Regions from separate parts of the Homo sapiens genome. Here region 2 is linked to region 1. A link is an interaction called in ENCODE POLR2A ChIA-PET data of the cell type or tissue named here. Cell type or tissue: Caco-2. All regions are shown on one strand. Each heading gives the region's core, and the rest is flanking DNA. Links, peaks and the distances in the headings are about the cores only. Region 1 has its middle 2.4 kb from the start of LINC02639. Region 2 overlaps LOC105376368 (a long non-coding RNA gene).

Region 1 (4,397 bases), core at 195-4,194:
TTTTATTTTTTTTCTTTTTTTTTTGTTTTTCTGAGACATGGTCTTGCTATGTTGCCATGGCTGGAGTTCAGTGGTGCAATCACAGCTCACTGCAACCTCAACCTCCAGGGCTCAAGTGATCCTCCAGCCTCAGCCTCCCAAGTGGCTGGGACTAGGGGTGGATGCCACGATGCCTGGCTAAATTTTAAATTTTTTTGTAGAGACAAGGTCACACTATGTTGCCCAGGCTGGTCTCAAACTCCTAGGCTCAAGTGATCCTTCCACCTCAGCCTCCCAAAGTGCTGGGATTACAGGTGTGAGCCACCACACCCGGTTACTTCAAAATATTTGACAGCACCTGTGCCCACGACATCTTAGGGCACCACCCCCCTGACAGACTCCCTGATACAGGCATGAGATGTCTAAGGGTTTATTTTCCACCTGCCAGCTGTGTGATAGTCTAGCTTTCCAGGAACGCGGCCTCCCGTCGGGATGTTGTGTGTCTTTTCTAAACTGTTCCATTCATGTCAGCTCTGGTTGTCTACAGACCTTTATTTTTCTGCCTCTATAAAGATTCTGTCTTTCCCAGTGGGATTCTCAGAAAATGTCTTCTCTTTTTCAAGACTAGCCAGACACTGCCTTCAGAAAAAAATCTCCTTTCAATTGATTTCAAATAATGCTTTATACTTTGATAAGCATCTTTAAAAGAAAGACATAAACTTGCCTCCAGGCTCTGCAATATTAGCCAGTGTTTAGAGAATAAAGATACTGACAGAAAGAGTTTTGTATTTCAGTGATGGTCTATTACATTTCCTTAAACATCATCCTCGTCCACTTGATGAATGGTAAGATATTTTCATCTCTTTCATTTCATAAGCTATTACCGTTGAATAAAGTTAAAGCACTGAACAAAAAGACAGGATACGTGGCTGTGGTCTTCATCCTGAAGAAAGTGATTAACCATAGGACACCTTGAAATTTAAATCTCTGTCTCTTCACTCATAAAATGGGAGTTATAGTACATGAACTTCTTCACAGAGTAATTGTAGGGAAAACGATTAGTTCACATAAAAGTTATGAAAATGGAGACACTATCACCAAACTGTTATATATGAAACTCCTTTCTTTCTCTTTTCTGTTTCTGTTTTATTTTTGCTGTTTTTGAGATAGGGTTTCACTCTGTTGCCCAGGCTGGAGTGCAGTGGTGTGATCTCAGCTCACTGCAAACTCTGTCTCCTGGGCTCAAACCCTCCTACCTCAGCCTCCTGAGTAGCTGAGACTGCAGGAATACACCATCTTGTCCAGCTAATTTTTTGTAGAGACAGGGATTCACATATTGCTAGGGCTGGTCTTGAACTCCTGGACTCAAGCGATCTGCCTGCCTCAGCCTCTTAAGTGTTAGGATTAGAGGCATGAGCCACCACCCCCGGCCGTTCCTTAATTTTTGAGGAAATTGGCTGTCTGGTCATTTTACTGTAATTACAAATTCATTCTCATACTTCCATTGCCTTATACCTTTGCTGAGCAGACATTTAGTAAGTGCTTACTAAACAAAATGAAGCTGTTTTATTTCTATGGTATGTCGTGACTTTTCAGATGCACCCAAGCAACCTAAAACTGCTCCAACTACAATTTCTCCCAAAGCATACATTTAATTCAGGTTAAATTGGATATAAGAACAAATATGAGACTTAATTTTTAACATCCAGAATTCTTCATGCTGTTACATAAGTTCATGGCAGTATCATTAGGGCACCAACAAGAGGGGTGCAAATTACAGATTCTAAAAGTCATCACAATGATATGATTGCCTGTGTCCCTATTATGTCATTCATCCGGAGAAGTGACTCTTTTGTAGCCTGTGTAATTTCTCCAAGTAGAAACAATACATCGAAGATATCATTTTAATGTAATGCTCAGTGTTGTTTAGAAAATGTTGATGCAGATGTTCTTTCAATAGGAAATGGGAAATTCTCTCTCTTCTGTCCAAGCCTGATGCCAAATGAAGGCATGTTCCCCGCCTTCATTTTCTGTGTTTCCATGTTCCAGCTAAATCACGGCAGTTGAATACAACAGAAGTAAAATTGATTTAACTTCTGAAAGAAAGCTAATCTCAAACAAAATAACCACTTTTGCAATATACAGCTGATCTTTCCAAATATTAAATAAATGGGAAAAAATAAAGCTGTACGTTTCGGAAAGTTGTTTTTTCCCCTTTCATCTCCTATTACAAAAGCCCAGGAGTGGTATTAAAATCAGTTGGCATTCTGTGTATGGAATGCTATAAATAGCTAATCTGCAAATCCCTATTTAGGATGCAAATCAAATCTCTACAGATACTATTTGAAATAGGAATTGCTTATAATTTTTGGTGGCATTTTGCAGAAAACCCTCTCCTTTTCTGGGGAAAGGGTTACTTCTGTGTAGAAGTTCAAACATTTCTCCATCATTTTGAAAACAGATTAAAATCTCATCTCCCTAATGGGAAAAAATGGATGTCCTGATTTGCATGCTCCGCCCTGTCTGTGTTTGTCTCACAAACTGTTATCAGACTCTTTAACATTTCACTGCAGGACTCTTCTGAGCTCAGTGCAAAGTATGGCATTTCAGAAGAATGTGTTGTTTACTTTTTGAGTGTGCTGGGGCCTGTTGTCTGGAACCCTTTCTTAATTGGCTCTGATGCTTGAGTCAATAATAGAAAAGCAAACAGTGGGCATATTAATATTTTTTAAATAGATGATATTAAAATCCTAATCTAGATGACAGGTATTTAGAGGTGCAGACAGCCAGTCTGAAGGCCTTCATACAACTGGTTAAAAAAAAAAGCCTCTTTTATCAAATCAGTTTTAGCATTTTCTGCAGCTCTGTTCCCTGCTGGTATGTAGCATATGACATGATTACTGTGTTCTAGGCATTGTGCTAGAATTCCCAAGTGTTGTTTCTACTTCCTAATATTATCCACATGTTGCTGAGAAGGTACCGTACATGCCAATGGTCAGAAGGTATGGGGAGCCTCAGAGGCGGGACGCAAACCAGGTCCAAATTCAACGTCCTCTTAGGTGAGATCATGACATCGCTTCCTACTCTTCCATGGGAGCTGCTTCCAGGGATAAGAGGTGTTTTATTTTTATTTTTTTGGAGACAGAGTCTTGCTCTGTCACCCAGGTTGGAGTGCAGTGGCATGATCTCGGCTCACTGCAATCTCCACCTCCCAGGTTCAAGCAATTCTCCTGCCTCAGCCTCCCGAGTAGCTGGGACTACAGGCGTGTCCCACCATGCCTGGCTAATTCTTGTGTTTTTAGTAGAGACGGGGTCTTGCCACGTTGGCCAGGCTGGTCAGGAACTCCTGAGCTCAGGTGATCTGCCCGCCTCGGCCTCCCAAAGTGCTGGGGGCCACCAGGTGTGAGTCACCGTGCCCAGCCAAGAGGTCTATTTTTTAAACAGTTCTATATGGTCAATTAATATGGGAAATACTAACTGAAATAATGTTTAGCAGACTTTCGTGAATTCTTAGAGCCCTAAAATATGCCAGGGGCATTTTGAGTGTCTAAGAGAGGGATAAGATAGGGAGGGTCCCCGGTTCATTTTCTCCACCGCTGCCTCCCCCACCACACCCCCTGCAGAGGGCACTCAACTTTGAGAATGGCCTTAGAAGGATATTCTCCCCAGAAGTGCAAGGGCTTCGATACGCAGCCCCCAAGGCACAGGAAAACACGGCCCAGTGGGCCACGTAACTCCAGCACCAAACTCCTGGGCTTGGCTCATAGGACAAGCATGAATTCATGGGCTCTTTCACATCAACACCAACTTGAGCCCCTTTTGTGCCTGGTCCTGCTTTAGGCACTGGGAACACAGAGATAAATCACAAGGCCCTCAGCCTGGGGCGGCTCATTCCCCTGCTGGGCAGTTTTCACATCCAAATTAGGGATGAATGTGGAGTTCTGTGGTGGCACAAAGGAAGGTCGGGCAACCTGCCTGGGAGGATGGAAGCAAAGTCGGTCCCCCCATGCTCAAGTGCCAGGTAGCAAGATAATCTTTGAGCTACAAGCTCAGGAAGAGCCTCTCCTTGGAGACTGAGGCATCCTAAGCATTGTCAGGAAACAGCCTCCTCAGCCCAGCTCTCAGTCCACAGGGACACAGGCACAGAGACCCCAGACAGTGCCCAGGAAGTGCAGAGGGAGTGAGTGCAACAGGACAGGCCTTCCAGAAGCTTCCACATGTCCTGGTCCTATCAAACACCAAGTTCAGGCACTGAAAGACACCCTCATGGGAAGCTCTTGTACTTTCTTGTTTTGTTTTTTGAGAAGAGAATACGGTTTTGTTTGTATGGGTCTTTTCTATTGAAGTTCCCAGACAAATGCAGTAGAATTTAACTACTTTCTAAATATGGTACTTAGGGGCTAGGAATATATAGAGGT
Region 2 (4,397 bases), core at 130-4,129, 340 kb before region 1:
ATTTCCTATCTTTGCTATTGTGAATAGTGCTGCAATAAACACATGAGGGCAGCTCTCTTTTTGATATAACGATTTCTTTCCCTTTGGTAGATACCCAGGAGTAAAGTCGCTGGAATGAATGTAGTTCTACTTTTAATTCTTTGAGAAATCTCCATGCTGTTTCCCTTAGAGGTTATTCTAATTTACATTCCCACCAATGGTGTATAAGGGTTTGTTTGCTCCACATTCTTGCCAACATTGGTTTTAGAAATTTTTAAGAATAGCCCTTATAACTGGTGTAAGATGGTGTCACATTTTTGGTTTTAATATGAATTTCTCTGATGATTAGTGATGTTGAGCTTTTTTTCATAGGTTTATTGATTACATGAATGCCTTCTTTTGAAAAATGTCTGTTCATATTCTTTGCCCAATTTTTAATTAGGTTATTTGCTTTTTTTCTTGTGGAGTTGAGTTCCTTGTAAATTCTGGAGATTAGATTAGACCTTTGTTGGATGTATAGTTTGCAAATATGTTTCTTCATTTTGCAGGTTTACGTTTTAGCTATTGATTATTATTATTATTATTATTATTATTACTATTATTTTGCTGTGGTTAGTTTAATTAAGTCCTATTTGTCTATTTTTGTTTTGTTGTATTTGCTTTTGAAGACATGGTCATAAATTCTTTGCCTAGGCCAATGTTCAGAATAGTTTTTTCTGGGTTGTCTCCTGGGACTTTTGTAGTTTGAGGACTGATATTTAAGTCTTTAATTTATCTTGAGTTAATTTATGTATATGATGGGAGGTCTGAGTCTACTTTCATTCATCTGCATGTGGCTATCTAATTTTCCCTACACCATTTATTGAATAGGATGTCATTTCCCCAATGTACATTTTTGTTGACTTTGTTGAAGATCAGTTGGGTATGTGGCTTCATTCTTGCTTCTCTGTTCTGTTTCACTGATCCATGTGTCTATTTTTATAACAGTGCCACACTGTTTTAGTTACTATAGCCTTGTAGTATAATTTAAAGTCAGGTCATATAATGTCTCCAGCTTTGGTCTTTTTGCTTAGGGTTGCTTTGGCTATTCAGCCTCTTTTTTGAGTGCATATGAATTTTAAGATTTTTTTTTCTAATTCTGTCAGTACACTTTTAAAAGCTGCAAAGCAGATGTATGACAGTAACTACTGACCCAGAGAAACAGAATCCAAGCCTGGATGTGAGGAAATATTTAGCTAATTATTTATTTAATTATGGTCAGAAAACAAGGAATCACCTAATAACTGAGAAAAGACTCTAACATGAAAGTAACTGAATCCAAAACAAAAACAAAATTGCAAACAATAGCAAAGGAAAATCACTTGAAAGAAATAGGATTATGCAAGGAGAAGAAAATTTCAAGAGTATAAGCAAAGGAAAATTATTAATATACTTGGGGATAAAAAAAGTATTGCATCTGTGAAGCAAGAATATGGGCATTATATTACATACAAATGAAATATCCAGAGACCAAAAAATAGCACTTAGGAATTAAAAACATGATATAAAACAGATAAGAGAATGTTTGGAACTTATGTTGAAGAAATACACCAGAAAGAACAGCTATACAGAAGAAAAAGAGGTCCAAGAAGAGAAAAAAGATTTAAAAAAGAAAAAAGGTATAGAAATCTAGAGTGCAAAATTGAAAAGAGAAGCATAATCTTTCATCAATAATAATCATAATTAATAACTGAAATAAATAAAAATAAAAGACCTCTAGGATTATCTAGAAATGGAGTAGTGGCTTCCTCAACAAATGAAGCCAATTTCAGATAATGGAGAGTTCTGATTCTGGGCACCGAAGAGGAGAAGGACAGCTTCCACCCTGGTTTTACTTTTCCTCAGTTTCTCTGCTACCAACTCAGTGATGGACACACATTTTCACCACTGATTTCAGTGGCTTTTGGAAGTTAAGGAATACACTGCTTTAAATTGTTCTGCAATTATAAACTAATTGGAAGTAAGGGCCTGAACTTCTAGCTCACTTCATGTTGACACCTGTTTTGCATACACTTTGACTGTAACTCACCCACATAACCCTTTGACCAGCTGAAAAAATGTCATGCCCCATCACTCTTCTAGTTTCAGGAGCGAAAAAAAGAAGGTTTTTTTGGATAGTGATAGCCTTTATTTTAGCAACAAGTCCAGCCACTCTCTTCTTACAAATGAGCAGACCTCGCCCACTAAAACACGAGGAGCTGGTTTATCAGCAAGACTCAAGCCTTTCCTCGCCCCCGGACTTCAGCTGCACTGCCTGCCCTAGGACATCTAGGGCCTTGTTGAGTTCTTGCTTCCCAGCAGGCAAATTTCTGCCATTTTTCTCAGCACACCCATAAACCTTGAAATTCCTCTCTGTGCACAGCCAGAAATAATATTCATTGAGAGGCAGGCAAAGCCAGTTAGACCTGCTGGCTCTCTCACCTTGCCCTTCTTAAGGGACAAGCAGGTGGATTATATCAAGTCATGAAGGAAAATCACAAACCCTGTATTGAATTTTTTAAAAAATACCTTTTGCTTACGAACTAATTCTGCATTTGCTGCCTAAAGAAAATGTAAAGCCTTCCTTAGGCAAGACACTGCTAGTACCACAGTGAATTACAAAGTAGATAATTAAACAGTCTCTTGCTTTCACCAGCTTTCCCTAATAAGAGTCAAAAGCATACACACTGGCAAACACAAAAAGTTCTACAACTAAAGCCCCTGTTGAGACTCTGTCCATCCACGAATGTCCCTGAGTAACAGTAACAGGAATGTCCTAGGGGGCAAATTTGACTCCACACCTGCACCATTGCCTGGGGCTCATGCTTGCCAATTTTGGGTTAGCGGATCTGCTTACTCATCATCTCATTATAGCTAACACCAATGGCACATTTCAGGCACCATGGTGCCCCTGTGCTCCTCTGCTTAATTTTCCAACACTGAGACAGCAGCTTTCTTCCTCTCTATGCCCAGGTGAGAATCTGGAAGTGCAGATAATTTGCATAGACTGTCCCAGGTCAAACAGGATGGACCAAGGCAGGGAGAAACCCCGATCTCTAGGAGCCCATGCCTTCATCATGAATGTGTGTTACAGGACAGTTCACTCCTTCGTGTTGTGTAAGGACATAGAGAAAGGAGGAAGGCAAAGAATTCCAAGGGAGGAGAATTTGTAGAAAGCTGCAAGGTTTGTAGATGTTATTTTACCTTTTTGTTTCTTAAGAAAATGTTTGCCCTGTCTCAGTCTTGTAGATAGACTGCAAGCTCACGAGATAGTATGTTTATTTCTTGATACGAGAGATGATTCCGTGCTATCACATGATCCTTAAACCCTAGAGGCTCAACAGAATCAAGACTTTTTTTCACACATTCTACCTTTGCAACATGCAGAGGAGGGCCCAGCTCCATCCCTCAAGTGTTTTGTTCCACCCTCCAGAGCAGAAGGCCTTGAAGACACTGGTCAAACAGGGGTCAAATGTGCAGAGTAAACCCAGACTCATCTTAAAATTCCCCTTGGGTTCAGCCCACAAGTAGCACATGTCACTTGCATTCACAGCACATTGGCCAGAAATTGTCACATGTCCTCACCTAAGGCTCAGTGGGCTGGGAAATGGAGAGAAACGTGGCTGTTGTATAGGCAGTGAATAGACTTTTACTTGCTTACTATGGACCATGCATTCTATGGTCTTTTAAATACTAATTCATTTATTTCTCATGTCAACCTCTAAAGGGTTGCTATCAAGTCTTTTTTTTTTTTTTTTTTTTTTGAGATGGAGTCTCACTCTGTCACCAGGCTGCAATGCAGTGGTGCGATCTCAGCTCACTGCAATCTCCGACTCCCTGGTTCAAGCGATTCTCCTGCCTCAGCCTCCTGAGTAGCTGAGATTACAGGTACGTGCCACCACGCCAGCTAATTTTTTTTTTTTTTGTATTTTTAGTAGAGACAGTGTTTCACCATGTTGGCCAGGATGGTCTCGATCTCCTGACCTTGTGATCTGCCCACCTCGGCCTCCCAAAGTGCTGGATTACAGGCATGAGCCACTAGCGTTGCTATCAAATCTTAAAATGCATAAAAGACCAAGAGATGAAATTTCTTCCACATAACTGGAATGGAGAAGGGCACACCAAAGTCACGGTTCATCTGAATTAATGAGAAGCCTAAATTATAGGATCCTACAAGTCTACCAGCAGCAGCTAGGGGCACTGGGCAGATCAGGGTGACCTGCAATGGCCCCATCAATTGCACTTGAATGCGGGTGGGCCCCAGGTCTGCATTCCTCTCCTGCACCCCTCATTTGCATGCATGGCTCACAGAGTGAAGGAAACTGCTGCAGGTCACTCCCTAATTATCACAGGTTCTAAGTCAGGAGAATGTTAATGACTGTATAGGTCTTCACGGTGCC

The links. Peaks named below come from ENCODE experiments on the same cell type or tissue, not always from the same donor. Only the 100,000 strongest peaks of a DNase experiment are listed, where the experiment ranks them.
Region 2: POLR2A ChIA-PET joins it to region 1 with 11 read pairs; 1 of 35 experiments calls an interaction of 5 or more read pairs at or near these places.

Annotation. Positions count from the first base shown.
Region 1 is chr10:3,829,342-3,833,738 of GRCh38, reverse strand. No RefSeq gene overlaps it. Among named protein-coding and RNA genes, the nearest start is that of LINC02639, 2.4 kb to the left of the region's middle. RefSeq lists enhancers at 3,152-3,740, 3,741-4,329. In Caco-2, for the core only: no CTCF peak of the experiment used is centred there; a DNase peak (open chromatin) is centred at 2,557.
Region 2 is chr10:4,168,796-4,173,192 of GRCh38, reverse strand. All of the region lies in intron 3 of LOC105376368 (a long non-coding RNA gene), which reads right to left. Among named protein-coding and RNA genes, the nearest start is that of LINC00702, 73 kb to the left of the region's middle. In Caco-2, for the core only: no CTCF peak of the experiment used is centred there; a DNase peak (open chromatin) is centred at 2,265.